Linked DNA regions of Mus musculus: region 1 is linked to region 2. A link is a loop called in an ENCODE intact Hi-C map of the cell type or tissue named here. Cell type or tissue: gastrocnemius. All regions are shown on one strand. Each heading gives the region's core, and the rest is flanking DNA. Links, peaks and the distances in the headings are about the cores only. Region 1 overlaps Rbm20 (RNA binding motif protein 20). Region 2 overlaps Pdcd4 (programmed cell death 4).

The links. A loop is a pair of places that touch in the nucleus more often than their neighbours do. Peaks named below come from ENCODE experiments on the same cell type or tissue, not always from the same donor. Only the 100,000 strongest peaks of a DNase experiment are listed, where the experiment ranks them.
Region 1: a loop joins it to region 2, with 2.7 times the contacts of the local background. A loop is called at or near these places in 10 of 42 quality-filtered maps.

What each region holds. Positions count from the first base shown.
Region 1 is chr19:53,834,197-53,849,207 of GRCm38, forward strand. Rbm20 (RNA binding motif protein 20) reads left to right here. Exons shown (of 14, transcript NM_001170847.1): 7 at 452-583; 8 at 6,783-6,862; 9 at 9,027-9,648. Among named protein-coding and RNA genes, the nearest start is that of Gm16299, 16 kb to the left of the region's middle. In gastrocnemius, for the core only: CTCF peaks have their summits at 4,743 and 7,926; DNase peaks (open chromatin) are centred at 4,754, 5,850 and 7,915; H3K27ac peaks cover 1,306 bases.
Region 2 is chr19:53,915,925-53,930,337 of GRCm38, forward strand. Pdcd4 (programmed cell death 4) reads left to right here. Exons shown (of 12, transcript NM_001168491.1): 6 at 3,691-3,912; 7 at 5,294-5,391; 8 at 6,093-6,207; 9 at 10,282-10,389; 10 at 10,611-10,721; 11 at 11,270-11,409; 12 at 13,159-13,937. The coding sequence ends at 13,219. It overlaps Bbip1 (BBSome interacting protein 1), which reads right to left. Exons shown (of 4, transcript NM_001195338.1): 4 at 13,732-14,413. Among named protein-coding and RNA genes, the nearest start is that of Gm30990, 19 kb to the left of the region's middle. In gastrocnemius, for the core only: a CTCF peak has its summit at 9,752 (motif pointing left); a DNase peak (open chromatin) is centred at 9,463.

The DNA of each region.
Region 1 (15,011 bases), core at 3,074-11,073, 85 kb before region 2:
GCCTTCCACGGGATGATGTAACTCAGGATGGACATACATAATTAAGAATACTGTTTGGTAACCATGGAAACCAGGATGGGAGCCATCCTGTAATGAGCTCTCTTGGTGAAGTTAATAAAAAGTTCTCTTTGAACGCATGGGATCAAAGAGAGTTCTTTCTTGAGCTGATTTTTTTTTTCTTTTTATTGAGCTATAAAACAGATCCTCTCAAGTGCACAAAGTATACTTGCGTTCATCGTACAGCTCCATTAATTTTTCTAACACATGTAACCCATATAATTAACAGCCAGGCCAAGATAAAGGATATTTCCAGAATAGCAGGTTTTCTAGTCCGCTCCTCACCCTTACTCTCTAAGGACTCGAACTCGCAACTCCGCTTGTTCCCGTTGATTATATCACCATGGAATCCTACCGGACACTGATCTCCCATCTGTCTTCCTCTCCACCCTAGGCTTTCTTGGAGATGGCTTACACAGAAGCCGCCCAGGCTATGGTCCAGTACTACCAAGAAAAGCCTGCGATTATCAATGGCGAGAAGTTACTCATTCGCATGTCCACCAGATACAAGGAATTGCAGCTGAAGGTACAGCATCCTTTCACTCAGTCATTCAACAACCCCTCTTGCTTGTCAGTGATGTTGGGGAAGGAGACTGTATAAAGCAAAGCAAAGCTTAGTCACTGCTCTTGCAGGTATCGCTGAGAAATGGGAATGACAGTACGGCGAGAAAAGGGCTCATTGTCAGGAGGGTCTGGGAAGAGTTGGGCGAGGGAAGGCTATCAACACATATACATGAAATTCTCAATAAATTAATAAAATGTATATAAAAACTTTCATTGAGGTAAGTACGAGAGGAAAGGGTGCTGAAGACTGACTGGGAGCTAGGGAGATTCTGGAGGGAAAGGAGTTTACAGCCGTCTTGAAGGGTGGTTTAGTTTGAAGAGGATAATCCTATCCTTGAATGCAACTTCTGGGGGCATTCAAATGACTGATAACTTTTTCTTCTCTATTCCCCTTGGTCTCTTATTCTCTTCCATCCTCCACAGGTATCTGATATATCTATGGTATATACTCCATAGGTATCTGATATATCTATGGTATATACTCCATAGGTATCTGATATATCTATGGTATATACTCCATAGGTATATATCTGAGGTGTATACTCCATAGGTATCTGATATACCTATGGTATATACTCCATAAGTATCTGATATATCTATGGTTATATACTCCATAGGTATCTGATATATCTATGGTATATACTCCAAAAGTATCTATCTATGGTATATACTCCATAAGTATCTTATCTCATATATACTTCCTTCTAAGCAATACTTGGCTGCCTGGACCACTCTCAGAACTAAGATGCATTCAGTCCATTCCAACATGGGATTTGGTTGTTTAGTTTGTTCTACATCCTTCTTTTCCTTTTCTTTTTCTCTTAAGGAGTTAGTATAATCTATATAGAATTAATAATTAGCAGTCTACTACTCATATTGAGTCAGATCTCATACACCTCATGAAAGCACCACAAAAGTTAAGCAATAAAAAATGGACAACACACAGAAGTACAGGCCTCCATGCTCAGCTTGCTCTCCTTGCTCTGAGGATAATCAATTCTGTGTCTTTTCTTTATGTTCATGTCACCCTAGACAGTGGAGTTTAGCTTTGCCCATCTTTAAACATTATATGGAGGGAATCACACTGCCTCCTTCTCTTTTCTGTTCAACATTTTATCTTCCATGTCTACTTTCATTGCTCTATAAAAAGTGATGTGGCTCTGCCTGTTGTTCATCCTATGGCTAAAGGGCTCTGGTTGTTTCAGTTTGGGCAGGCTAAGGTCAATGCTAATCTGCTTGTCTAAAGTGCTATGATGGTAGAAATGTATGTACACAGGCATCTAACCAGGTGAGGCATGAATCACTAGGGTTGGATTTGCTAGGCAGGCTCACCTCAGTTCTAGTGAGTTCTTCCCAAAGTGCCTTGTCACAGCAAAGCATTCTCCTTATAGCATATAAGGATTCAAGTGGTCCCTGTTTTTGCTAACCTTAGTTTGCCTGACTTTCTAACTTGGCCCTGAAACGGGTGCACTGTCCTGGTTTGTCACAGCCTTGTTGGTTATTTTCCTGATGAATTATAAGGTTGAGTAGTTTTTCCCTTACGGTTACTGCCTCTGGTTTTCTTGGTGGGCGATTCCTTCCCAAGCCTGTGGCTTTCTGTAGATTATGTCTTCTTGCTGATTTGCTGTTCTCAGAACTGGAGCATCGGTGCGCTTGGGCTTATTATAATCATTGTCACGTTGTGTTTAAACCTACCCTCTGATTTTATTTAGGCTTTCTACTGCTCCACCTAATATGATATTTTTTTTCTGACTCATTTGCATCTTTACTTAGGGTTCAATTTGTTCACAGCTAACAGCCCTTAATCTGCCCTTAGTCTTGAGGGTTGACGTCAGGAGACAAAGGTTAAGTAGTTGCCCGTAGCAAGTCAGCATATTCAGAGCTGGGAAATATGTCAGCCACTTACCCCAGTCCCCTCCCCAGTCCCTTCTCTGCTCTGCTAGCAATAAGCCTCTGCAGTTCCTTCCCAACAGCTCTGCTTCAGGCCCAGCCTGGATTGTCTTTCTCTGTAATTAAAGCATCAGACAGAAGAAAGGCCCCACCCTGTTCTGTACCTAGCCAGTTCCCGTTTTCCCCCAGGGGCTGGAATGAAATTTCTGCACTGAGTTTCCCAGTGCAGCTTGGGCTTCCAGATGAAGTGTTATAAGGTTCTAATTAGGACGAACAACAGTAGTTCCTTGAAGTACCAAGGCCTAGTAACACTCTGCAGAAGGAGACAGTTAAGGTGATGGGAGTTCCGGTTAAAGATGTCATGCAGCACCAGGCATCCAGCAGATGGTCACTGAGTCACACTGTGGGTGAGCAGCTGAGCTGACACCATGAGCATGGAAGGAACAAGTGTGTGAAGAGCTTCACTGGATGGGAGGAGGGATATAAAAACAGGACCAACAAAGGTGACGCTTTGTTGGAAAATGATCACACCATCCTAGGCTCCACCCCTCTCTGCTTTGAGCTGACTTGCTTAACCTCTGTGAACCTTGGTTCTGAGATCAGGTCAGAGTATACATGAGCTCTTTGGCTTAAATTTTTTTTTCCCATGCATTTTCTTTCCAGTCTGACAATCACTATCCTGTGAGGTGTGCAGGATGCATAATCATAGTAATTACAAGAGTACACCATAATATATACCTTTAATTGAGTCCTGCTACTCTGAGGCAAGTAATGTATTAAGCACTTTCCATACATTATCTACTTTAATCTTGACGTCAGTCCTGCCAGACAGGTATTGTAATCTTAATTTTACAGATGAACATACCGAGTCTAGTAGAAGTTCCCCAGCTTGTCCAAGATCATAGTTACTGGATGATCCATGATGAAACCCAAGACTGTTGGCTGGGTGTGGTGGTGCTTGCCTTTAACCCCAGCACTGGAGAGGTAAAGACAGGTAAACTTCTATACATTCAAGACCAGGCTGGCCTTGTTTTTGTGAGTTCCAAGCCAGCCAGGGATACCCAGTGAGACCCTGTCTCAATAACACCAACAACGAAACAAATAAACCAACAAACAAAACACAAACATTGACAACAAACAGCAAACAAACAAACCCGGAGACTACACTGGGTTTGCACCAAATATGGTTATCTTTTTAAATATTGCAGTATTAGGTTTTCCACATGAAAACAAAACAAAAAAGGCAGAGAGAACTCAGGTCGTTTTTTGTTCACAGTCCCCCCAGGCAGGACACTGTAAAGAGTGTGCAGACAGCCTCTCCAAGTTCAGGGTACGTGCAAGTCACCAGGGAGTGTGCAGACAGCCTCTCCAAGTTCAGGGTACGTGCAAGTCACCAGGGAGTGTGCAGACAGACTCTCCAAGTTCAGGGTACGTGCAAGTCACCAGGGAGTGTGCAGACAGCCTCTCCAAGTTCAGGGTACGTGCAAGTCACCAGGGAGTGTGCAGACAGCCTCTCCAAGTTCAGGGTACGTGACAGCCTCTCCAAGTTCAGGGTACGTGCAAGTCACCAGGGAGTGTGCAGACAGCCTCTCCAAGTTCAGGGTACATGCAAGTCACCAGGGAGTGTGCAGACAGCCTCTCCAAGTTCAGGGTACGTGCAAGTCACCAGGGAGTGTGCAGACAGCCTCTCCAAGTTCAGGGTACGTGCAAGTCACCAGGGAGTGTACAGACAGCCTCTCCAAGTTCAGGGTACGTGCAAGTCACCAGGGATCCTGCAGGTCTGGACAAGGCTGTGATTTTTGCATTTCTACCAAGGCTCCAGCAGATGCTGTCCCTCCTGGTCATAAGAGTGCACTTTTAGTGGCAAAGACCTAGAACGTACTGTTTTCTGACCTTTGGTGTGGGTTTTCTGCTCCTCATGTTGTCATAATGTCCCTCTAGGTCGCTGTGACCATCAGCATATTCCAAGTGTGTAGTAATGGGCTTTATATCCCGCACCCTGACATGAATCAGCCCAGACTCTCTCTGCATGTAACAGAGGCTTGTGGTAATCCAGCCTGTTGATGTAGGTGACAGAAAGGGTTCCTTGGCTCCGGTGAATGCAAAGTGAAGGAGCAACCGACTGTGGGGACCCAAATGACATCATCAACATGATGTTCTCTGCTCTCTGCTTTCTGCTGTCTACGGCTTTGTTTTCTCTGTGCTTGGCGGGACAGCCTTTAGCAGACCCGGGCTCTCTCCTCTAGATGGCATGGCAGCCCTCTTCAGCTCTACCTTCAGATTCCAGGTCCCGTCTCCCACAGAAGAGAGAGCCAGACTTTCTCCTGTAGCTCCCACAAAACATCTGGCCATTGTTCTCGTTAGACTACTTCAGCACATGTGCCCATCCCCGAACCGGTTTCTGTGGCCAGCGGAAGGCTGCGGTTTGATTGGTTTGTAGGGTGGGAGAATTAGCTGTACAGAGAGGGTGTTTCCAGGAAGAAACCAAATGAAAAGAGGCCTACAGGCTGGGAAACCCAGCTGTGTCAGAAACAACTGGGCCTGCGTCGACAGAGCCTGGTTTGGATGGATTGCAGACTCATGTAGAAGATTCGAGTTTAGACACTCACCCTGTTTTAGGAGCAGCACGCTGTACTGAGAGAGAAAACTGCCTGGTGTACTAGATGGCTGTTGATTGGCTTCACTGTCCTCATAAAACAGAGGGAGAGATGCAACATCTGAGATTTGCTCCAACATAGATTTTGAAGGTTGAGAAAAGGAGGTCAGAACACATGCCTCAAGATTAGGCAGATTCAGTATGCATTCATTCGTCATTGTTGCATATTCAAATTTTCCTATAATAACAAGGTACCCCAAACTTCGTCATAGTCTGATTTTGTTATTTTTTACCTCCGCTTTTCTGGCATAATGACAGCATTGGGACACCTTCACTCTGGAGGAGAGAAGCTCTTGGTGATCCATTCGCTGGATGCCTCTGTCCCTGACACTGGTTACCCAGTCACCTCTTGCCTGCTGTCTCACAAGGTTACCTTCTTCTTCTTTCCTGGGTTTGAAAGGAGCAACCGGGAAGGCATTAAGTTCCAGAAAAGTAGAATACATCAACCTCTAAGAATCCTTTTACTAAATAAAGCCTTTTTCAACTCACTCTGGGAATTGTACTGAGTTCCGAAAGGTTGCCCGGTATGGGGGCATATTCTTTAGCTTCTGCCCTGCTTCCACTGTTCCAGTATAAGCCACAGACTTGAAGCCTGGCATTGGCCTCCTGCATGACACATGTCTTGCCACATAGATTTGATTGATCCTGGCAGCTCCTTCAGTGTTCCCTGGCTCCATTGTCTGTCATGCGTTAGCTGCAGAAAGCAGCAGCCAACTTCAAAGGGAAGGCAGAAAGACTACTGCAGCTCTGTCTAGGGTGAGCGACACGTTCTGGGCAGGAGCTTTCTTCTCAGCCCTAGCCCAGCCTTGGCCTCATCCCGAGGCTTGTGGAGAGTTGACAAGACATATTCTGGGTAGCCTGGTTACTTGTATGTGACATTGCATAAGCTTATAATTTTCTGCTGAATATAATAAAGACTATCTGCCCGAGGTGTGAAGTACTCTTTGGGGTAGATCACCCAGCCAATGCTGAATCCCTGGGTGTGGGTCCTCGCTTTTTCACGGCTCAGGATCAGAGTCACTGTCTTCTCTTTGTCCTTTCCTTTGTGTCATGATCTGATGGTGACCCCTCCATGGCTTGAACATTTTCTGTCCTTTCCCCGTGTCCCTGCAGGCCGTCCTCCATTCTTAGCTTTACTAGATGCCTCCCCCGTCCCCCAGACCTTAGCAAAACAGCAGTCATGCCTTGCTGAGAGCGCAGAATTGTAGTCTCTGTCCACTTGACCTGGGTTTCTCAGAATAAGATACATGATGCTCTCTGGTGTCTGGATGGCTCTGGAGGTCATTGTAAGTTACATAGAAAGAAGTAAAGAGCAAAAGAACAGTTGATTGAGCTTCTTAGTAAAGTGGTCTAGCAACATTTGGCATGGATGATTGAGAGTTTTTAGGGTTTTTTTGAATATCTGCTTTATTAAGATATAACTCACATGCCTTATTCTCTGGACCCTCAACCCTACCCTGGTGTTCATTATGTTCATGCTCCTTATCTTTTGGATCAACCCTTTTATCTTTCCCGCAGAATGCATCATTTCCCCCTTTGATGGACTGGCATCGAACAAGGCAGGTCATAGCTGATGCTTGCGGTGTTGTCTAATGATCTCTTTGACTTTACCTAGAAACCTGGGAAAAATGTGGCTGCTATCATCCAAGACATCCATTCCCAGAGGGAGAGGGACATGCTCCGGGAAGCTGACAGGTGAGGCTCTGGGTCTTAGGTCAGAGGCCTGGAGGTTAAAACACCTTCTAGCTTCTTGTTCTTCGAGGGGTGTCTTAGTTAGGGTTTCTATTGCTGCAGTGAAACACCATCACTGAAAGCCATTTAGGGAGGAACAGGTTTATTTCACTCACACTTATCTGTAAGAGTTTATCAGCCAAAGTGGCTAGGGCAAGAACTCGTTAACAGGGCAAGAACTCATTAACAGGGCAGGAATTTGGAGGCAGGAAATAATGCAGAGGCCATGGAGGGGTGTTGTTTACTGACTTGGTCCCCATGGCTTGCTCAGTCTGCTTTTTTTTGTAGAGCCCAGGGTCACCAGCCCAGAGGAGGCTCTACCTACAGTTGCCTGGACCCTCCCACATCCATCACAAATTTTAAAAAACAAAACAAAACAAAACAGCTCAACAGGTTTGCTTGCAGGCTGATCTTATGAGGTATTTTTTCCACTAGGGTTCCCTTCTCTGAGATGACTCTAGTCTGTGTCAAGTTGAGCTGAATTTATTCAGCAGGAGAGATTTGAATTGTAACATGTTCTACCCTTAGCCCTGACCCATCAACCCGGCCTTCTAGCCTCTACTTATCCCTGTTCAGATGAGTGGTACCATTGTAGCCCAGAAGAGCTGCTCAGGTTAGACAGGGACATGGGAAATGCTGGGATTTCTCTTGCCTATCCCTCCCTGGTTAGAGAAGACAACAGGGAACAGAGAGTTGATATTGGCTCCTGGAGCAAGTTTACATTTTACTGATGCGACCTCGGTGCACATAGGTATGATGGAGATTCTGGTCAGAGGTGGTCAGCTCTCGGTTTCTCATGAGCTGAATGCAGACGTAGAACTAAGGATGTAGATGGGGGAGGTGGGAACCACCCAGTTCCTTGACCATCGTTTCTGAGGCGGTGAACGAATGTGATTTTCCAACTCGTTTCTTTCAACTGACATTCATGGCCCTGCTAGGATGGGACTATGACCATCAGTTCTAAAGAGCTAAGACGGAAAGGAAAACCATAACCGGGCCTGCAGTCTCTAGAGCAGCCACAGAGGGCGCTCTAACCTTGTTGTAGAAGACAGGAGCCTGTTTCCCCTGCATTGGCAGAGAAACTAAGTCTAGCAGCCTAGTCCTAATAGAGATTGCCCCTCTCTGTCTTGGCAGTGAGGGATACAGTGTTGTTCAGGTTGCGAGAACCAAATGAAAATGCTCTATCTATCCTTTTAGGTTATCAGGTGTATGACCTCACTAATTATCAGCCTTCAGAGGCCATGTGAACGGTCAGCCTTAGGATTTGGTTTGTCTGTTTTTTTTTTTTTTTAATTTAAAATTGCGGTGACTTGGGGTCTTAATGGCAAGTATAAAGACAGACCATGCCACCTGTAGTTTCGTGGTCGCATAGAGTGGGGGAGGTTGTGAAGATTTACCCGAATCTTAGGCAGACTCCCTTCCTGAGGGTTCCAATGTCTTCATCTCAAATTTGAGTAGCTCTGAGTGAGTTCTGAGACCTTTCCCAACCCTTAGGTGTCTTCCTGATTCTCTGTTTTTCCGAGGTCTCTGAACCTGCCTCCTCACTCCTGCCACTCCTCTCACTGTGAGCATCTCTCTTCCATCCCCAGGATAGTCCCTACTTGTAATGAGGACTTGTAAATGAAGGAGAGAAGGAGGAAAGAAGGGAGGGAGAGAGAGAGAAGAAAGAAAGATAAGTCACCTATATCCTGATGGGGTCTAAGTGGAGCAAAATTGGATGTAGGGTAGTGCCTCCAACAGTAGGCTGTGGCAACCTCACCTCTTAGCCCCTTGTTCCAGAGCACTCACCCTGTAGATCCCCAGGAAGAGAATTTCCTAGGGTCTGTACCTTAGCATAGCTTCCAAGAGGAAGTAAGGTAAAACCAAGCTAAACCAATGTAATTATTTCCTAGAAGCAGACTGTGGTAGAGGGCAGAGAGTGTCTTAGGGAAAATCTGTGCCCACAGAGGTGAAGAGGGAGGACAGGCTGGTTCCTGGACACTCTGCACTACTGGGTTGCGACAAAAGAATGCCCGGGTGGACAGATTGTGTCTAGTATATCCCTGAGAGATCTGTGTGTGTCTCCATCTGGGTGATGCAGGTTACGAGCTCTGCAGAGTCTAAACCCTGTCTCTTCCCTTCCTCCCAGGTATGGTCCAGAGCGGCCACGTTCTCGAAGTCCAATGAGCCGATCACTCTCCCCAAGATCCCATAGTCCCCCAGGCCCCTCTCGGGCTGACTGGGGCAATGGCCGTGACTCCTACGCGTGGAGAGACGAGGATCGAGAGACTGTCCCCAGGAGGGAGAACGGGGAAGACAAAAGAGACAGGTTGGATGTTTGGGCACATGACCGGAAACACTATCCTAGGCAGCTGGACAAAGCTGAGTTGGATGAGCGACTCGAAGGAGGGAGGGGCTACCGGGAAAAGTACTTGAAGTCAGGGTCTCCCGGCCCACTCCATTCTGTGTCTGGCTACAAAGGCCGGGAAGATGGCTACCATCGAAAAGAGCCTAAAGCCAAGTTGGACAAATACCCAAAGCAGCAGCCGGATGTGCCAGGAAGATCCAGAAGGAAAGAAGAGGCGAGACTACGGGAGCCCAGACACCCTCACCCAGAGGATTCCGGCAAGGCAGAGGATCTGGAGCCCAAGATCACGCGGGCCCCTGACGGTACCAAGTCCAAGCAAAGTGAGAAAAGTAAAACCAAGAGAGCCGACAGAGACCAAGAAGGAGCTGACGACAAAAAAGAAAGCCAACTGGCCGAGAATGAGGTAAGGATGCAGCTCTGAGCCCAGGTGAGGTGAGGCGGCCCCCGAGAGGAGAGTCACACACAAGTCTCGTTTGTTGGTGGTGTATGCTTCTTGCCAGTTTGTCATGTGTGTGGTGCTGTCCTAAGAACATTATATCAAACACACCACTTAATCCTCACAGCAACCCTGCCAAGCTAGGGTCGTCATCACTATAGAGGAGGCGTGTAAGACATGGAACTTTGTGCCGTCTGACCAAGGAGGCAGGCTTAGGAAAAGGGACAGTCGGAACTAAAGCTTGTGTTCTGGCGCCAAATCCCATGGCTCCCTGGAAGTTAAGGAGAGGCGTGATGGAAAAGCCCATTGTAGCCCTGTGTTTGTCCAGGGTGGAGTGTTCCTGGGGTGTTGACACCCACAGAGTCACCCAAGGGAAGATTAGATATTTGGTCCACCCTGTGTGCCAAAAGTATTACTGACGCTGGAGCTCCAGGGATGTGTAAGGAAACGTGACTGCCACCCCTAAATTATACTGGGGACTCAAGTGTGGTGAGCTTCTCCAGATAAAAGACTTTAATTTCACTTTAATAAAGTGGCACTTATATCCAAGAGTCTGCTACACGGCTTCAGTTCTAAGAGGGTGGGGAACTCTCAGTGAATTATGTTTGAATTATAAATTGACTGACATCAAGCCGGGCGTGGTGGTGCATGCCTTTAATCCCAGCACTCGGGGAGGCAGAGGCAGGAGGATTTCTGAGTTCGAGGCCAGCCTGGTCTACAAAGAGAGCTCCAGGACAGCCAGGGCTACACAGAGAAACCCTGTCTTGAAAAAAATAAAATTGACTGACATCTACTTTTAGCTGAGGCACCCTATTAGATAGGACTGAGATAGTAAGAGTTTTGGAGGGTCTCATTAAGAAACTTCATCGTTAAAAATCTTCCGTGCGTATCCTCTAGTCACCCTGACCCAGGAGTTGGTGACAGTCCGAATAAGAAGTCCAGTTCTTAATTCCATGAACACTGAAGAGTCACTTGGGGCTCTTATTCCAGCCTTGATTCTCATACATGTGGAAGGAGGGCTAGGTGGTGGGTCAGACACAAGCAACACACGGTACATAGGAGAAAGCCCCGATGTGGCAGAGACCAAGGGCTGACACACTTATAAAAGAGTCTGCATACAATAGAACCCAAGTTGAAGAGCTGGCTCAGCAGCTCCGTAGGCAACGCTGTAGAGTACAAGCTGCATGCAGAGGGTGTTTGAGCTGGGTGTTGAAAATGGGCAAAAACCAGTTTGGTACTCTGGGTAGAAGCTGCAGCCAGCATAGGGGAAGCAAATGGCTGTTTTCAATAACCTGAAGATATTCAACATGGCTGCATTTTATTTTAGGATATAGTTAAAGATTCTATTTAAAAAAAATAACATCGTTATTCTGGTATAAACACATGGGGAACACATGTCAAAGACTTTTATTAAGTCCTTCATTTCATCTCATCAGCATATGTTGTAAAGTCAGTTCAAAGGAGAGAGTAAGGAATAGGCACCTCACATGAACAGTCAACAAAGGCTTCGCTATTGAGGTGTGATTGGTGTTTTCCACAGGAAACGGGGGGACCCACTGTGTCTTCATTGCATAACACTCACTTGCATCTTGATGAGTACAAAGTCTTTACATTAGGATCATTCATCAGATTTCAGCAAATAGCACCGACTGCTAAAGGACTGGATACTCTAGAAAGATGTGGCAGACAAACACCTAGCATTCTATTGAAAAGACACCAGGGCCGGGCACAGTGGCACAGATGTGCAATTCTAGTTATCGAGTAGAAGAAGGTAGGAGAATCTCAAGTTCAAGGCCCCTCAGGGCAACTTAGTGTGACCCTGACTCAAAACATGGGTGACTAGGATGGAACTCAGTGATGGAGTGTGGCCTGGTTGTAAGAGGCCCTGAATTCAACCCCCAAGGAAACAAACTAACCGAGGAACGACAAAGATGGGGAGGAATACCCAGAGATCTCCTTCGTCCATTTCAAAGTCTGCCATGTTTTCTCAACTGGCAAAACAGGAAAAGCATAGGAGGTGAAATTAGAGACGTAGGTGGGGTAGGCTTCCCTTTATGCCTTGTTAAAGGCTTCAACTGGATCCTGAGAGCCAGCCAGGAATTTTAAGAAGAGGGTTGTTAGAGAACATCTGCAGATTTTTCTATTCATATAGTGTTTGCATGACAATAGGGATAAAAAGTCATCTAGAGGTGATTTAAGGTTTTCAAGAGGATATGTATGTGAGCCACAGGCAAATACGAGGCTATTTTATACAATGGCTTTAGGCACCTGCAACCCTGATATCTTCGAGGAGTCTGGAACCACCCCAGTGCCCATGGATACCGAAGAGTAGCTGACTTTGCTCAGAAGTGATCAAGGAGCTGGTGGTGGCTCAGGGCCTCAACGACAGGCCAACAGGATGAGCTGGCAGGCCTTTGCACATGATCCCTTGTCATGGACAGTCTTTCCTCCCGAGAAGCCCACTTTGCTTGTTCTTAGCATCTTTACTTAGGGCTGCTGTATATCATTTCAATATTCCAATCCACTTCTTTCCTCTCCCTTTCTGTGTTCCATGGCACAGGCCACTGAGGATCCTTATCTAATGTATTATCACCCTACAACCCCCAAACATGATATCTCAATGCAGGAATCTTCTGGGTTCACTGCTTTGACCCTGTCCTTGGAGTAGAGAGTGGGTGTTAAATGCATACCTGTGGGAAAGCAATAGCTGAGTAGACTTTAGAGGCAAAGTCCCGACTCCTGAGAACCAGGTCACACCCTTTCTCTCTCCTCCTTGACACTTTTTGCTGGGTATGATCCTTAGGCTGCCATAGTGTTTTAATGAGCGTGTGTGCTCTTAACAGAGCCTCTGAAGTCTCTAAAGGTGTGTGTTTCTCAGTGATAATGGGTGGCCAGGTCCAGACCTGACCTTAGAACCCCTAAAAGAAGGAAGGAAATCAAGGATGAGGGTAAAAAGGGAAGAATCTTGGACCACAGATATGCCGAGGGTAGCTAAGACAGCTGGCGGTGTGAAGCCCAGCAAGTTGTGATGATGTGTGTCAGACGACGACAGCCGCTGCTCAGCTCCAGAGGGTTGCTACCATGTTGAGTGCATGCCTGCTGCCCTCAGATCCTTCTCTCCTTACAGCAAGACCCAGCCCCACAGCTCTGTGTGGAATCGACCATGCTTTACCAAGGCCAGGGTGGGCAAGATGGTTCAGTGGGTGGGGTTTTTGTCCCAAGAATGAGAACTTGAGTTCAAATCTCTGGGAGCCTGAGGGTCAGCTAGCACAGTACAGAGGCAAACAACAATGACACCTTGTCTAAAGTGATGTGGGAGATGAGGACCAATACCTGAGTTGTCTTCTGGTATACACACATGCATGCTGTACACATATGTGCCTGTACACCGCATGTACACTGTCTTAGTCAGGGTTTCTATTCCTGTACAAACATCAGACCAAGAAGCAAGTTGGGGAGGAAAGGGTTTATTCAGCTTACACTTCCACACTGCTGTTCATCACCAAGGAAGTCAGGACTGGAACTCAAGCAGGTCAGGAAGCAGGAGCTGATGTAGAGGCCATGGAGGGATGTTCCTTACTGGCTTCCAGATTGGAAGGCTCACCAGTGACCCTTATCTGGATTGTAGTTCATTCTAAATATAGTCAAGTTGACAACCAGGAATAGCTACTACATACACACATACACATATATGTGCCTGTACACAAACATGCACACACACAAGAAAATGGATAGTCTGGACCACGCCTGTAGGTCTCACATAGCCAGAGACTTGAAGAAGACAATCCCCAGACAAAAAGATCTGGAAGAATAAAAGCACTCGCTCACTTCAGAAAGCCTAGCTTCTTCACTTCTGGGACATGGGGCGACAACCAAATCCCTCTTCACATTAACAGAGGAGCCTCTGGTTGGTGCTAAGTAGGGCATCTGTATAAGATGCTGTCAGTATCTGATGGATTCAAGGCTTCCCTGTGGCGATTTGGAAGGAGTCTATGTATTTTGGGGAGTGCAAAGGAAGATCAGACAGAAGGAAGAACGCAAGCAAAGCCTCTGTGTTGCCAGAGGCCAGTGTGGTTGGAAGGGCGCACTAAGCTAATGTGTTGGGAGGTGAGATGGCTTTGTCTTCAGCAGCTCTGTCATGTAGGACCTCGTGTGCAGATTAATGAGACTTAAGCCTCAGTGATGGGGAAGTACATGAAGTGTTTCGACAAGAAAGTGCAGGGAGGACGTAATTCTTTTTTCATCTTAGAGGATCCTTTTAAATTGTCTTAGAGAAAATAGATTTGCAGGGCGAGTAGAGATCAGAAGAGAGATCTTAGCTGTGCAGGATCCCTGGTAGGGTTGTGGCAATACCTGCTTCCCACCACTGAGACCCACTGCTGTGGTGTGAGAGGTGAGGCCGGCAGCTGTGTATGGATTCCATTTATCTGTTCCCCTGAGGTTGCACTTCTCACTTGCTGGTGTCTCCTCCTTGGCTCCTTTTTGGTAGGTTTTTCTGGTGAGGGAGGGCTTCTGGCTACACCACTATTTTTCTGGTGAGGGAGGGCTTCTGGCTACACCACTAAGACTGCCCTTTGCTCTCGAAGCTTGAGCTGGAAGAGAGTGCTTTGCTCCTCCACTGCTCAGGAGTATGTCTGTGGGAGCTACTTGTGAAGGGCAGTTTATTTCAATAAGGAAGGGCCAAGGCCGATTTACTTATAGAGATTTAGTCAACAGCAATGCAAGTGGCAGTCCTTTGGTTGGCGCTGGCTGCTGGCAGCTTCGAGGACAGCGGCAGCTGCTTTGCTCTCGGGCTTTCATACAGAGGACTAGAGGAAATCTCAGAAAGGATTCTGCTGCTTCAACTGTCCCCATCCAGTAATAACCAGTTACACCAGTCAGCCCCAGTTCCTACTCAGCTCCTTATCAGCTCAAGGGGGGTGTGTCTGGCTGCACGTAATTAAGATCAGAGCTTTTACCTTGAACCAACCTGGGCCCCAAGAGTGTTGATAAAAATACAGTTTAAAGAAGCCAGGGAGTAGCCACGACTATGGCCAAGGGTTAAGCCATGGGAGAGTAAGCTCTAGAAGCTTCTAAAGTGAGAATCAGCACGCCTTTGCTGTTTGTTTGTTTGTTTGTTATGTGTGGGTGTTTTGCCTACACATATGTCTGTGCATCACTTCCATGCTTACTGTCTGCAGAGGACAGAAGAAAGTGTCACATTCCCAGGACTTGGAGATATAGATGGTTGTGAGACACTGTGTGGGTGCTGGGAATTAAACCTGGGCCCTCTGGAAGTACAGCCAGTGCTCTTAACTGTTGAGTCATCTCTCCAGCTCCAAAGCCTTCTA
Region 2 (14,413 bases), core at 6,414-14,413:
TGAGCCAAAAGGGGATTTTGGTTGCTGGACCTCAATACTTTGATAGCTAGACCTTGGTTGTCAGCCTGAGGAGGAAGAAGTGGCCAAAGGGGGCTAGACCTTGGTGGTTAGCTTTTGGAATGTAATCTACTTGTTTTTAATAAGACAGAGAGGCCGGGCAGTGGTGGTGCATGCCTTTAATCCCAGCACTTGGGAGACTGAGGCAGGCATATTTCTGAGTTCAAGGCCAGTCTGGTCTACAGAGTGAGTTCCAGGACAGCCAGGGATATACAGAGAAACCCTATCTCGAAAAACCAAAAAAAAAAAAACCAAAACCAAAACCAAAAAAAAAAAAAAAAAAACAAAACCCCAAAACAAAACAACAACACAACAACCCCCCCCCCCGGCAAAAAAAAAAAAAAAAAAAAAAAGACAAGAGAATAGGGGAGAAGAAGGGCAAGGCCTGCCAGAGCATGCTTTTCATGTTCAGACTGTCCTAGAGTCCCTTCTTTCACTCATTCCTTTAGACACACCTATAGGCCGTTTAGGTACATTTCTGGATGTTCACAAACACTCAGAAGTTAGCATTATGTCATTTATATAACACATTTTCTAGAGAATGGGCAGGACAAAGCAGCACCAAGCCATGACGGGGGTGGGGTGTGTGTGGGGGGGTCTACAAAGATAACCTTGGTGAAACATTTTCAAAGTCAGTTTAATCTCTTTTGAGCAAGCGTCGGGTGAGTGCAGAGGTTCACAACTAAGATGTTCTAAAGTGTGACGTAAACAAGGTCCAATACAGAAAGGCTCCATCCCTTTGTATCAGTTGCTTCCTCCACAGATCCAGGTTGGGTACCAAGCATGCGGATAGGAGGTGCTGACTTAATTAGCTCTCTGTAATCCTCAGTCATCCTCACTGAGCCATTATGTTTCCAATCCTGGAGCTCTTCACACAGTCTCCCTACATTTCTCCAAACTGGATAGACTCAATAGCCTGTCTCAGTCTGCTCAGACCTGCTCATAGCCAAAGGTGAATGAGGCTCTGCCCTCTCCTGCTGGACCTAATGGCTCCCTAGGTCAGAGTGGCCCGTGGTTGGCATGGTGGCTGTAGCTTCTCCAGTCACCATTCTGGGCTGTTGGGGGGAACTCCTGGCTGAGTAAACCATCTCCACTGCTAGTATAACCTTTTCCTGGAGAGAAATAAACCCTTCTTACTTTCAGGGGATAATTACCACTCCTGGGGCAGGCTTGATCATCTTCACCTGTACTGTTTCTCTTGGGTGTCTTCTGCACACTGCTCCTCAGGCTTTAGAGCCATCCAGTAGCCCCTTATCACACAGTTGGCTTTCCTTTTGTCAGTTTTTTCCTTGGCAACTCCAATGAGACCCAAATCCTGCCACATCTGTCTCTGAATAACCCAGACATCTTTTTCTCTGCTTTGTCTTTTTCTTTTTTTCTTACCTCCTCTACAGTGCTCTCTCACCTTACAGACATCTTGCTCTAAGTCATTGAGATCTGTCAAAGCCCCTCCTACTTTATAAAGCTCTTGCCCCTCCAAAGGGCTCAGCAAAGCCACTAAAGCTCCACACCAGACATGAGGGGTCCCTGCTGGATCAACCTTTCCTTTGACTCCTCTGTGAACACAGTTGTAACTGACCCAGTGAGTTGGGTTCAAACACAGCTCCTCTTACTCCTAGTTCCCTCAATAGCACCTGTCCCTCCTCTTTAGCCCTCCAATTCCTGATGTGTATGGGGACTTCAGACAGAGATGACTAAATGTTCCTTATGGCTTTTGTAAGCCAGCCCACCAGAGACTGATTTCCATCACACTGTCTCAGGCCATGTAGCCATTGCTTTAAGGAGAGATGGGAAGTTACATTACTCAGTTTTTCTGTCTCCACAGCTGTCTGACGAATCCCATCCACCCCTGTGTTTCACAGCCTCACAAGCCAGGCTGAAACAGGCTCTTTTGTTACTTGTTTAAACTTCCCTAATTTCAGCAATTCAAGTGCTGAGTGTTTCTTGACCACCCTAGTTTCTTGCATGGAACCAACCATATTCTGGATCACAGGTTTTCTTTTTAATTCCATTAAAGGTTAGTCCTCTACAGTATCCTCTTAATGCTTTTACCATAATCGTCCCCACTCTGACTCTTCCTATGGATTCCAAAGTCTCGGATCCCAGAAGGGCTTCCGGGCACAGATCTAACTTGCAATCTCTTTTCCTTCCACCCTCCAACCTTTAAGAAGTCACCTCATCTCATCCTCTTGGTTATCTAATTTGCCAAATTAGAGGCTAACACGGAGGATGCTGCCACATCTCTGTCTTGTTGCATTTGCTTATTTTTACACAAACAGGTTCTTGCTGGCAGCCATTTCAGCCTTGGTGCGTTTCTGACTCCACGTAAGAATGGCCAGGTAACCTCTGCGGCTGCTGCTTGCCTATGGTCCCCACCCTTGTGCGTGGATCTTAAAGACTTCAGCTTTTCCTCCAAACCAGTGGCTCTCAAGACTCCTATGCTATGATCTCTAATGAAGCTCTTCAAGTTGTGGTGATGCCCCAGCTATAAACTTGTTTCATTGCTATTGCTGTGAATCGTAATATAAATATCTGATATGCGGGATATATGACATATGACCGTGAAATGGATCACATCCCACAGGTTGACAACCAGTGCTAAGCTTTTAACTTTTCAGAGCATCTCCATATTCACATAGTGTACCCCATTTATCAAGCAGGCAGGCCACCCTCACCATAGACACAGATTGCCATCCTGGGATTTTCCCCACAGATGTTACTAATCCTGATGGCTCAGTCTTAGTTGCGTGTCTTATAACGAGAACCATGCAACTTGTAGCACACAAACATAGCCAAAAAGCACACCAACCAACCTCTGTATAAAGGGCAGGACAGCTGTGTTAGAGATCACTGACCTTGTCAGCCACAGGGTTGGGAAAGTAGGCATCTCCTAGTTGTATATCATGGTTTAAACATTGCAAGGAAACTTAAAAGTAGGCAGTGTTAACTAAGGAAGTTAGAGTTGGAACTCTGCCTCTAAGGTTATATACTACTGCAAGGATTGGATTCTTCTGAGCATTAAATGGAGTGGTAGAATGCCTGAGAGCCATGCAGCATGGTTAGTGGATGTTAGGTACTGTTGTGCTTTATCATTTGAAACATCAATCCCAGTCAAGCACTGATGATCCTACTTTATACTCACATGAAAGACTAAAGCAGACATTTATTTTAAGAAGAGACAAGGTCTTACTATGTGGCTCTGGCTGGTTTGGAACTCACTATGTAAGTAAGATCAGGTTGGCCTTTAACTCTGTCTTCTTGCCTCTGCCTCTCTGGTGCTGGGACTTAAGGCATGTGCTACTGATCCCAGTCCTCAAGAGAAAACATTTAAGTAGACTATATAAGCAGTGTGTAATATAAAATAAATCTCTCCACCAATGTTTGTCAATTATTTGTAGAAATAATCCTAATAGATTGTAAAGTTGCTAGTTGTAGTTGGACTGTTGGCAATGTTCTTCCTATCTTCAGTGTACTGATAACCAGGCAGGTAGAGCTTATATCACTGCTGTAAACCTAATGTGCCTGCTGGGATTCCTAAAGATGAGGTGGAAAGATAGAGGAGAAGCACGGCTGCAGCAAAAGTAAGGTGTGACTGAGCTAGAGAGAGGTGGTCATTTCCATTCTCTCACACAGGAGATGTTAAGAGACTTAAACCTTGGGGAGATGAAGAGTGGCGTGCCGGTGTTGGCAGTGTCCTTAGCCTTGGAGGGGAAGGCCAGCCACCGGGAGATGACATCCAAGCTGCTTTCTGACCTTTGCGGGACGGTGATGAGCACAAATGACGTGGAAAAGTCATTTGACAAGTTGCTGAAGGATCTCCCTGAGCTAGCCTTGGACACTCCTAGGGCACCGCAGGTTTGTGTCTTCCTTTTGCTCCTTTCCTTTGTCTCCTCTGTGTACACACTCCATGTACACACTCCGTGTACATACTCCTCGGCAATTACAACAGTTGCAAGGGAGTGGCCCACAGTTCTAACCATACAAAAGTAGCTCTGCATATTGTAGGTCTTTCTCCCCAACTTCGTTTTTATTTTCTGTACTTTGTATTAAACCAAGGGCCACCCACATGGTGGCAAGTGCTCTACCAGTGAGCTATGACCTACCTAGGTCTTGATGAAACTAAACAAAACCTCTTTTCTATCCAGCTCTGTATAGTTTTTAGGTCATATGTAATACATGTATTTTCTGTTCATAGATTTTTTTTTATTATATGAACATTATTTTACTAGCTACGAATTTTGAAGATATGTTGCTATATAACAGATAATGACTGACTTGAGTGGGATTTATTAAAACAGTTATGACTATTCCCTTTTGTAACTTTGAAAACATGTAATTGCTGTTAACATTTGCATAAAAATTGAATTTATAGAGAATTTCTAAATGTTGTTTCTGTGACAGGCAGTTTCTATGAGTCAAAATCGGATTTATTTCCCTTCCCTACTTATATACATATTTAAAAATGGTCGTCTGAGTTCATATTAATTACAGAATTTTTGATGAATAAAATCCAAAATGAAGAAAGGCCAGGAAAAACCCTCCACACAAACCTGTTAACATTTTCATAACTATTTTTTAATTTCTAGTTTGTTATTTATTAGTGTTATTTTACCTTTATTTAATTAGAAAGTAGAATTGTACTACAAACACTGTTTGCAGAGTTGACTTTCCCAGTGCCCCACAGTGCACTTTGCTTTGTATGCACTACTTAAGCATAATTTTACTGTTGGACACTGAAGTTGTTTTCAGATTGTCTAATAAAGTTTGCTATGATCAGATTTTGAAATGAACCTTTATTTGTGCATAACTTTCTCCACAACATATTCTATAGTTAGGTGAGAAGACGTTGTGGGTATTGAAGAGGAGAGGTTTTTCCTTGACTTCAGGTCACTTTAACAGACAACCATTGAGTGTGCAGAGTCCAGGGGATTAGGGAGTGAGTGAAGCAGAGGCGCCATCCCATCCTGATGGCATGGGCTTGAAAGTCAAGCTAATGGTTGAGGAGCGTGCATGGCGCAGGGCACACAGGCGCTTCTGCACACCCCAGCACTTGTGGGTCAGTGTAAGGGAGTGTGCACCGTGTACACACACACAGGTGCTTCTGCACGTCTCAGCATATGTTTTAGGTATTGAGTGTGTAATTAGACAGTTTTTATCATTTTTGCATTTCAAGATTGTATCCTAATAAAGATTTATTTTAGTTTTTTTATATAGTTCTCTTTTTTTCTTATTATAGTTGGTGGGCCAGTTTATTGCTAGAGCTGTTGGAGATGGAATCTTATGTAATACCTATATCGATAGTTACAAAGGAACTGTAGATTGTGTACAGGCTCGGTAAGTAAATTCATGTCTGCTACTTAGAATTTCAAAATGAGAAATCCTACAACATTCTGTAACATGACATGGACATGAATCAGACATTGTGAGTGTGTATTTTTCCTTACGGGTTCTTCATTGATAAAAGATGTTGCCGTGGTGCAGCAGGAAGACAGCAGTAATAAAAATGCAGAAGTTCTGAGTTAAACGATGCGGCTCCCTCTTTAAGTTTCCCTCTCAGGGCCTCAGTTTCCCTACTTGTAAAATGAAAGCATTGACTGTGAGTGTCCATGCTACCTTCTGGGTCGGACAGTTGTTTGGTTTAATGATTAGAAGCCAGACTTGCTGCTTGGCTTTTCTAACCTCCTGGAGGCTGACTTAGCCAGCCAGACCTCAGGCTTCCCCAGGTACAGGTACTCAACCCCAGGGGTCTTGGAGGAAGATAAAAGTTGTATATGAATTTATGTTCCTTCCTGGCTACATGACCATTAGTTTGCAATGTATTTTGACGAGAAGTGGTTGTGAAAGAATATGAGAATGTTCAATATTTTAAAAAATACCTAATTTTTATTTGAAGAATTATTTTCTAAAACTACATATTTTTTTGTTACATTAAAGTTGCCAATACATACACAGTTTTGTAAACTTTACTGCTAATGTGGTAAACATCAGGCATGTGCATGTATTATAATGACTTTTCTCTTTTCTGTCTTGGATAGAGCTGCTCTGGATAAGGCTACTGTGCTCCTGAGTATGTCCAAAGGCGGGAAGCGGAAAGACAGTGTGTGGGGATCTGGAGGCGGGCAACAGCCTGTCAATCACCTTGTTAAAGAGGTACTTACTGAGAGTGCTTACTGAGAGTGCTTACTGAGAGTGCTTATTACTGAGTGTGCTTACTGAGAGTGCTTACTGAGAGTGCTTACTGAGTGCTTACTGAGTGTGCTTACTGAGAGTGCTTACTGAGAGTACTTACTGAGTGTGCTTACTGAGTGCTTACTGAGAGTGCTTACTGAGTGCTTACTGAGTGTGCTTACTGAGAGTGCTTACTGAGAGTGCTTACTGAGTGTACTTACTGAGAGTGCTTACTGAGAGTGCTTACTGAGAGTTGTTTGCAAGAGAAAACAACAGAGCTACTACTAGATGGTATTTTTGTGGGTAGGAATTTAATGTGGTCATATGTTTGCAAGTAAAAATCTGAATAATTTATGAATTAGAAAAATTAGGTAATTGTTGCTGTTTATCTTGTTTTTGTGACTCAATGGTGTGACTGTTAGATCTCTCATGAATATAAGAAGTCTTGTCTGGAACGTATAAGAAATGAGTGATTATAAAAAGTCTGTGTGTGAACTCTAATGCCTGAAATCTTTTTTATAGTAGTATTTCGTCTTAAAATGCTGCTGAAGGGAGATTATTTGTAATTATTCAATAAACGTTATTTATATGAGCAGTTTGAGTAATCTGAAATTATAAGCTAGGAATTATGAACACTAGAGTAGACCAGAGTGGCAGAGCTTCATAAGTGTGGGTGCTCATGCTATTTGCTAGAAGAAAGTAAAGTGATTGAGTCACGTCATAAAAGTGCAAGGTTTGCTTCCTGTGGGTTCTCTCTGTTCTGTAACAATGGGAACTGTAGGGTCTAACTGCACATCTCGAGACTGCAGACAGCGCCGTGGGCTATGTGCTGGCTTAGTGCTTTCCTTCTCGTTGTGTGTGTGTGTGTGTGTGTGTGTGTGTGTGTGTGTGTGTGCTTGTCCAGAGGTCAACCTCAAGTCTTATTTCTTAGAAATGCCACTTTGGCCGGGTGGTGGTGGCGCACGCCTTTAATCCCAGCACTCGGGAGGCAGAGGCAGGCGGATTTCTGAGTTCGAGGCCATCCTGGTCTACAGAGTGAGTTCCAGGACAGCCAGAGCTACGCAGAGAAATCCTGTCTCGAAAAACCAAAAAAAAAAAAAAGAAATGTCACTTTGTTTTTTGAGACAGTCTTTCACTGAGACCTACCCTATGAGCTAGGGTGGCTAGACAGTGAGCCTCTAATTCCTGAGATTATAAGCAGACCAAACCCAGGTTTTTACCTGGGTTACAAAAATCAAACTAAGGTCATTAAGCTTGTATAACAAGCACTTAATTGACTGAGCTGTCTCCTCAGTCTCATTCATATGTGTGTGTGTGCACGCGTGCGCGCGTGTGCATGCGTTTGTGTGTGTGTGTGTGTGTGTGTGTGTGTGCTCGCGCGTGTCCGTGCGTTAAGCAGTTCAGATGGGTAAAGAAATTAACATTTTTGCTTTTACCTATGTTAGAATAGATAGGTTATGACTGATTTATGAAGTTGGAAACTTTAAAAAAATTCAAAATAAAAGATTTTATTTTTTAAAAGATTTAAAAAAAACAAAAAATTTGAAGAATTATAAGAAAAAAATATGAGTTTGTTAATATGCTAGGGATATTAGGCAAGGAAGTGCAATAAAGGACATCCTGACTGGAAAGGAAGATGCAGAGGTAGCTCTGTTCTCAGTCAAAGTGGCGCGTAGATTAGAGGATCCGGGTAAGTCTGAAAAAGAACTCCAAAACCCAAACCACACTATAGATCAGTACGTGAAAATCAGCTCTCCGTATTTTAGGACTCAATGAATAGACAGAAATGAAAATCGTAATAGCATAAAAATAGAGTATGATGAAAATAAAGGAAATTCAACGCATATACTAAAATGAGATGCCACATTTATGGAGTATTAGACAATATTATTAATATGGTAATACTCTCTGAAGGTGATATTTTGAGGAATTAAACTCTTAAGAGTATGTGAATTATCTTTCAATAAAAAGAGACTGGAAATAAAGCCAATAATCTATGACATTGTTGTGTATTCTCATTTCGATAGAAGCAAGGGTCAAGGGAAGTGTTCATGTGGGTTTGTATTTTATTATTTGGAAAAATGCACTGAATCTGACAGGTAATGTTAGTTTCACTTTTTAAAAAATAAGTGATTTTTAAAGATACGTGTATACGTATGTGTCCTGCCGGTTTGTGCAGCATGTCTGTTGAGGCCAGAAGTGGGGCGTGGATTCCTTGGAGCTAAAGTTAGGGGCAGTTGTGAGCCACTGTGTGGGTGCTGGGAACTGAACCCAGGTCCTCTACAAGAGCTGCAGGTTCTGTTAACCACTGAGCTGCCTCTTCAGCCCCATGTTTCACTTTTTCAGTGGCACAACAAATATCATTTAAATAACAAATATACTGTAGTTTTAGTAAAAAATACTTCAAATATTAAATATGTGTTATATTAAAAAGGCATACATTTGCACTAGCTGTCCTTTGTGTGTGCTTAGTGAGTGTGTATGTGTGGTATGTGGTTCCCCCAGCATGGGGTGTGTGTTTTTGTGCCTGTGTCTCCCCACCACTCTCCACCGTGTTGTGTTGACACAGGGACTCTCTCTGAACTAGAAGCTGGCTATGTATTTATTTATTTATTTATTTATTTATTTATTTATTGTCTTAACTTAGTAGCTTAGTGAGCTTTTGGGATCTACTTGTCTCTGTCAGCAGTGCTAGGGTTGTTTATCACAGCCGTGCCTGGCTGGCTTCATGTGAGAGGTGAGCTTTGAACTTGGGTCTTCTTGCTTGCAGTGCAGCTACTCTCATCACTGAGCCATTCCCTCAGCCTCAAATACAGACTTAAAAACAAACAGAAAACCAAAAGAAAACACATCTCTAATTAGAATATAGCTTAGTGGTAAAATTTTACTTTACCTTTTATGAAGATATTATAGAAGTTGAAGTAGAGGATATTTAGATAAAATAATTTTATTCATCCAGCCAAAATTCACTTATTGCCACTTGATACAAATACCCTTTTCTCAGAAAATATATAAGGAAGATTATTTATAGTTGAAGTTCTTTTGCTGAGAAAACATTGAGCATTTTTTCCTAGAGCCATAAATGAGCATGCAAGCTTTAGTCGGAGGTGAAGAATTGTGTCTCTTGTTCAATTGCTGAGTGTTTTTATTTTTTTCAAATTATTGTTTTCATGTGTTTGGGTGGGTGTTTTGCCTGCATCTAAGTTTGTGTGCTACATGTGTGCAGTGCTCGCAGAGTCCTGAAGAGGGCACCAGATCTTATAGATAGTAGTCAGCCACCATGTGGTCTGGGACCTGAGCCTTGGTCCTTCAGTGTACTTTTAAGCACTGAACCATCTCTTCTTTCCCACTGAACATCTCTAGATTCTGAGTTACAAAGCCTCAGTTTTAGAGGGAAGAGAACTGTAAAGATTCTTGCCCTTGTAGTAACACTCCATTATCTCTTATTTTTGGGCTTCCATTGCATTAAGAACATCTTGATGTTTTGTGGCTTTCTAAAAGTGATGAGACTTTAAGTTAGTGCCCTCTAGTGGCATTAAAAAATTGTCCGCTCTTCTTAAAGATTTAATCATGTGTATGTGTGTAGGTATGTGTATATGAGTTAAGGTGCCCCTGGAGGACCGAACTGCAAGATCCCACGAGCTGGAGTTACAGGTGGTTGTGAGCCATGGAAAATGGGTGCTGGGAGCTGACCTCAGGTTCTCTGCTGAGCAGTGCATGCTCTTAACTGCTGAGCCAACTCTCCAGCCTCTATGTCCCTTGTTTTTGATAGGCTACATTGGAGTCTTAAGAGTCACAAGCAAGGTCATTCATATTATAAAACCTACTTGGAGATACTAGAGATTCCTTGGAAAACCAAGTGCTGTTGTTTATTACTTCATACCTGAACCGTTTGAAGCCCGGGTGTTTAATTTGAATTGTGAGAGAGTTCTTTTATGCCACCACTCTGCCAAATCCCTATGCTCAATATTGGTGTGAATGTTAATATATCATTTAGAAAAGTACACATCTTTTAAAAATGAGGAATTCTAACATTTCAACTTTTAAATCTAATAGATTGATATGCTGCTTAAAGAGTATTTACTCTCTGGAGATATATCTGAAGCTGAACACTGCCTTAAGGAACTGGAAGTACCTCATTTTCACCACGAGCTTGTATATGAAGTAAGGTTACTGTCTCACACCAAAGAGGATTTTCAAGTCCTCCTTTTACACCACAGTAATTGGTGTTTCTTTAATAATGTAAAGTTTTCCCCTTAAAAATATTAATTTATAAGTTTATATAATTGCTACATGTTAGAGGAGGGATTGGATACATTTTTAGGATCAGTTTCTCATAAGTTGATTACCAAAAATTTATTTACTCTTTTCTGTTCAAATTTTAGGCCATTGTAATGGTTTTAGAGTCAACTGGAGAAAGTGCATTCAAGATGATCTTAGATTTATTAAAATCCTTGTGGAAGTCTTCTACTATTACCATAGACCAAATGAAAAGAGTATGTATGACATTATTTTAAATACGTTTATAAAAGGTCTATGCCTCCTTTAGCTATATAAGAGTTGAGTAAGAGTTATTAATTATTAATGAAACTTTTCTTTTAGGGAATGTAATGTATAGTATTATGCCTACAGAGTTTTTTTTTTTCTTTAGCTCTTTATATTTTTGGAAAATAACAGTTTGGGTTTTTTTTTTTCCTTTTTAAAGAATGATTGTTCAGTTTGTGTGATGCAGTTTTTTTTTTATCTAGATGAAGCATTTAAATTGCATTTTTTTCTATTTAAAATTGTGGTTTTTGAAATGTTGGTGAAATTATCTTATATTTTTATACAAGATAGTTAAGTGTAGATGGGGAAGTCAGTAGTCAGGTAGCCTGACTTTTGCCTGGAGCTCTTTTGAGAATTTTTAAGTATACGTTATTTTCAAGGTTCAAATATGACTTGTTTTGCCAGGTTGCACTGTGACAATTTATGGTATATTGGTGGGTTGTTTCATGGCATACACTGTTACACAGGCTAACAAGTTATCTATGTAATGTTGTTCTAGGGCTATGAGAGAATTTACAATGAAATCCCAGACATTAATCTGGATGTCCCACACTCATACTCTGTTCTTGAGAGATTTGTGGAGGAATGTTTTCAGGCTGGAATAATTTCCAAACAACTCCGTGATCTTTGTCCATCAAGGTACTTTATTTAAATCATACTTTCTCATTGAAAAATACTGAACGAGATCCTTGGGGAGCTAAGATAGCTGTTTGTCATTCTGACTCTCAGAAAAATAGTGTCTTTCCTGACATGACTGGAGATGAAGACACTGTGTAGGCAGAGTTTGAATTCAGACTTTTTTAGACTTCAAGGTCTAATGGACTCTGATGTACTTGGTAGTGGCTTCAAACTACAGATGGGAGTGATTTTTTTTCAGAGCGAATTAATATTTGTACTTTTTGGATGTAATGTAAGAGTTGATAAGGGCTTTTCTCCATGAAATCAATAAGCTTGTAATAAGTTAAATATCTAGTTGGAGCCAAACCTACATTTTCTATACATTTTCAAGTTTGAAAAATGTAAGCAAAGTACTTTTGTTTTGCAAAGACTCTCAGAAAAACTATTTCTAGGTAGGCTTCCTTGCTTTAAAAAGTTTAGACACTAAGAGAAGATGATGGTAGAAAATGTGTAGACATGTCTGGAATGGAGTTGTTGGCAGCTGTTGTGGCATACAGCATCAGGGAAACCTCCACTCTGGCAGGGTCTCTCCTTTACTGCCTCAGCCTGCTCCTAATGGAGTCAGTCCCCAGCCTTTCTGTTCAAGAACCCAGTAAGCTTCTCTCAGTACTTTGTGGTTGCTTTTTAAGATTTTTTTTTAGGCTCGTGTTTGAAAGTCTGTATCTTTATTGGGGCTTTATGACTTTTTCTGAAGAGTCATTTGAATAGATCCTACAGTTGTGTAATACCAAAAACTTTGACTTTTAGTCTCTTACATTTTTACTTTTCTGTACTAAGTATACATGTATGTGTGATCTTGCATGTTTGTGCATGTTAGTGAGCAGAGAGAGACCAAGGGATCATCCTGAAACAGGTCTCTCTGCACTTCCTGGAGGTTGCTGGACAGTTGGAGACAGGTTTGAGTTTTCAGTGGTGGCACATGCCTTTAATCCCAGCATTTGGGAAGCAAAGTCAGGAGGGTTTCTGAGTTCGAGGCCAGACTGGTCTACAAATACACAGTGAGTCCAGGACAGCAGGGCTACACACAGAAATCTTGTCTTGAAAAAACAAACAAACAAACAAACAACAAAAAAAGGTTCCCCAATTGGGGCATATAGGCTAGAAGAAAGTAGATTCTTATTTGGTTGTCTGTACTCAAGATTTGGACTTTTCTAAGGCTGAGAAGTTAGTTATTAACCAGGTATTTGGCCATATTATTTGTTAACATTAATTTGCTTGTTATATGTGGGTTTGTGTGCTTATGTTATGGTACATATGTGGAGGTCAGAGCACAGCCTATGGGATCCATTCTTTACTTTGACCATGCGGGTCCCAGCATCGGTCATCTGCCTTGTTGGCAAGAGCACTTACCTGCTCTGAACCATCTTGGTGGCTGTTTTGAGAAGTTGTACAGTTCTATCTTTCCTAATTCTCACTGCTGTATCAAGTCTGTTTGGCTCACCTGCTTTCCAATAAGGTCAAAATAAATGTTAAAGTCTATAAGTAAAATGTCTTCATTTTCTATTTTAACTTTTATTAATAATTCCAAGTAGAGGAAGAAAGTCCATTAGTAATCATGCATTTATTTAAGCTACTCATACATGCTTGTTATCTGATGTTTTATAAAACATCTGATATGTCTAGTGAAAACCCCTTTGAAAAGTGAAGGTTTTAGTGTTTTTCAATGAGTCACATTTTTAAGTGCTTTTGTGTTTGTTCTTTTCACTACAGGGGAAGAAAGCGTTTTGTAAGTGAAGGAGATGGAGGCCGTCTTAAACCTGAGAGCTACTGAGCACAGCAACTCTTACAGTCTTAGGTGTTACCAAGAACAGATCTCAACTGTAAGAGTTGTCAGTACAGGTTTTCTTTTCCTTTTGTTTTTGTTATTGTTTTTTTTTTTTTTTTTTTTTTTTTTAAAGAATTTGTTTTGGGTACAAGGCATTTCTAAAATTTTATAAACTTAAGTTTAATGGGATTTTTTGAAGGATTTTCTTTCTTTTTCTTTTTCTTTCTTTTTTTTTTTTTTGAGGGGAAATTAATGGAGGGACAGAAGAGGAACCACCGAAGTGTGGGTGTTCTGATAAGCTACTTTCTAAGTGCCATGTTTAGGACCTGATCATTCCAAGTTTCACGTTCATGTATGACTGCCGCTCCTTTCTTTCAAGGACAGTGTTTTTTGTAGTAAAATCACTGGTTTATTCAAAGCTTTAGTTAGGGGTGAGTGAAGCTACTAAACCCCATGTTGGCTGCTGCTGTGGAAATGCTGTGCTTTGAGAGTAAACACACACACACACACACACACACTTTTTGTTTTAAAGAATTTTTAAAAAAACGAGTTAGTCATGAGACTTTTTCATCTTTCCAGGGAACATATTGATTGGTCTTAAATATTAGACAGTTAAGTAAATGGTGGCTGGAACATCTATTTTTCTACAAAACTGGAAAAACGAACCCGGTTCTACAAGAATGTACAGCAAAATAAAACATGTGAAACACTGTTGATTCTTTAGTGGGAGTGCATTTATTGTGTCTTTTGAAACTTCTTTTAGGTTTCCTGTTTAAACCTCACTAGGCCTTGTGTTCAATCCTAACAGTGCAAACCAAACAAAAATGTTTCATTGCTTCTTGAGACAGAACCTGCTCTATAGCTCTGGCTGGCCTGATAATTGTTTAGGTAGTCCAGTCTTTCTGCCTGGGAGGCTTGAGTGCCAAGAATAAAGGTGTAGGGGATCAGCTGTCTTCTCGTGCTTCCATGGGCACCTGCATACAGGTGCATACACACCGACATGTATTACACATTTTAAAAACTGTAATAGTTAAAGGCCTTTTAAGGTTATCCTAGGGAAATACACATGCACTTTAATTTTCTGTTTATTATATAACTAGAGTTAATGAGTGAAATTTGTCTAATATATAAATAGATCTTACCCTTATATTGTAACGTGTTTTAAAAAAGCATTCTCTTAAGTACTTAAAGCTTAGATTT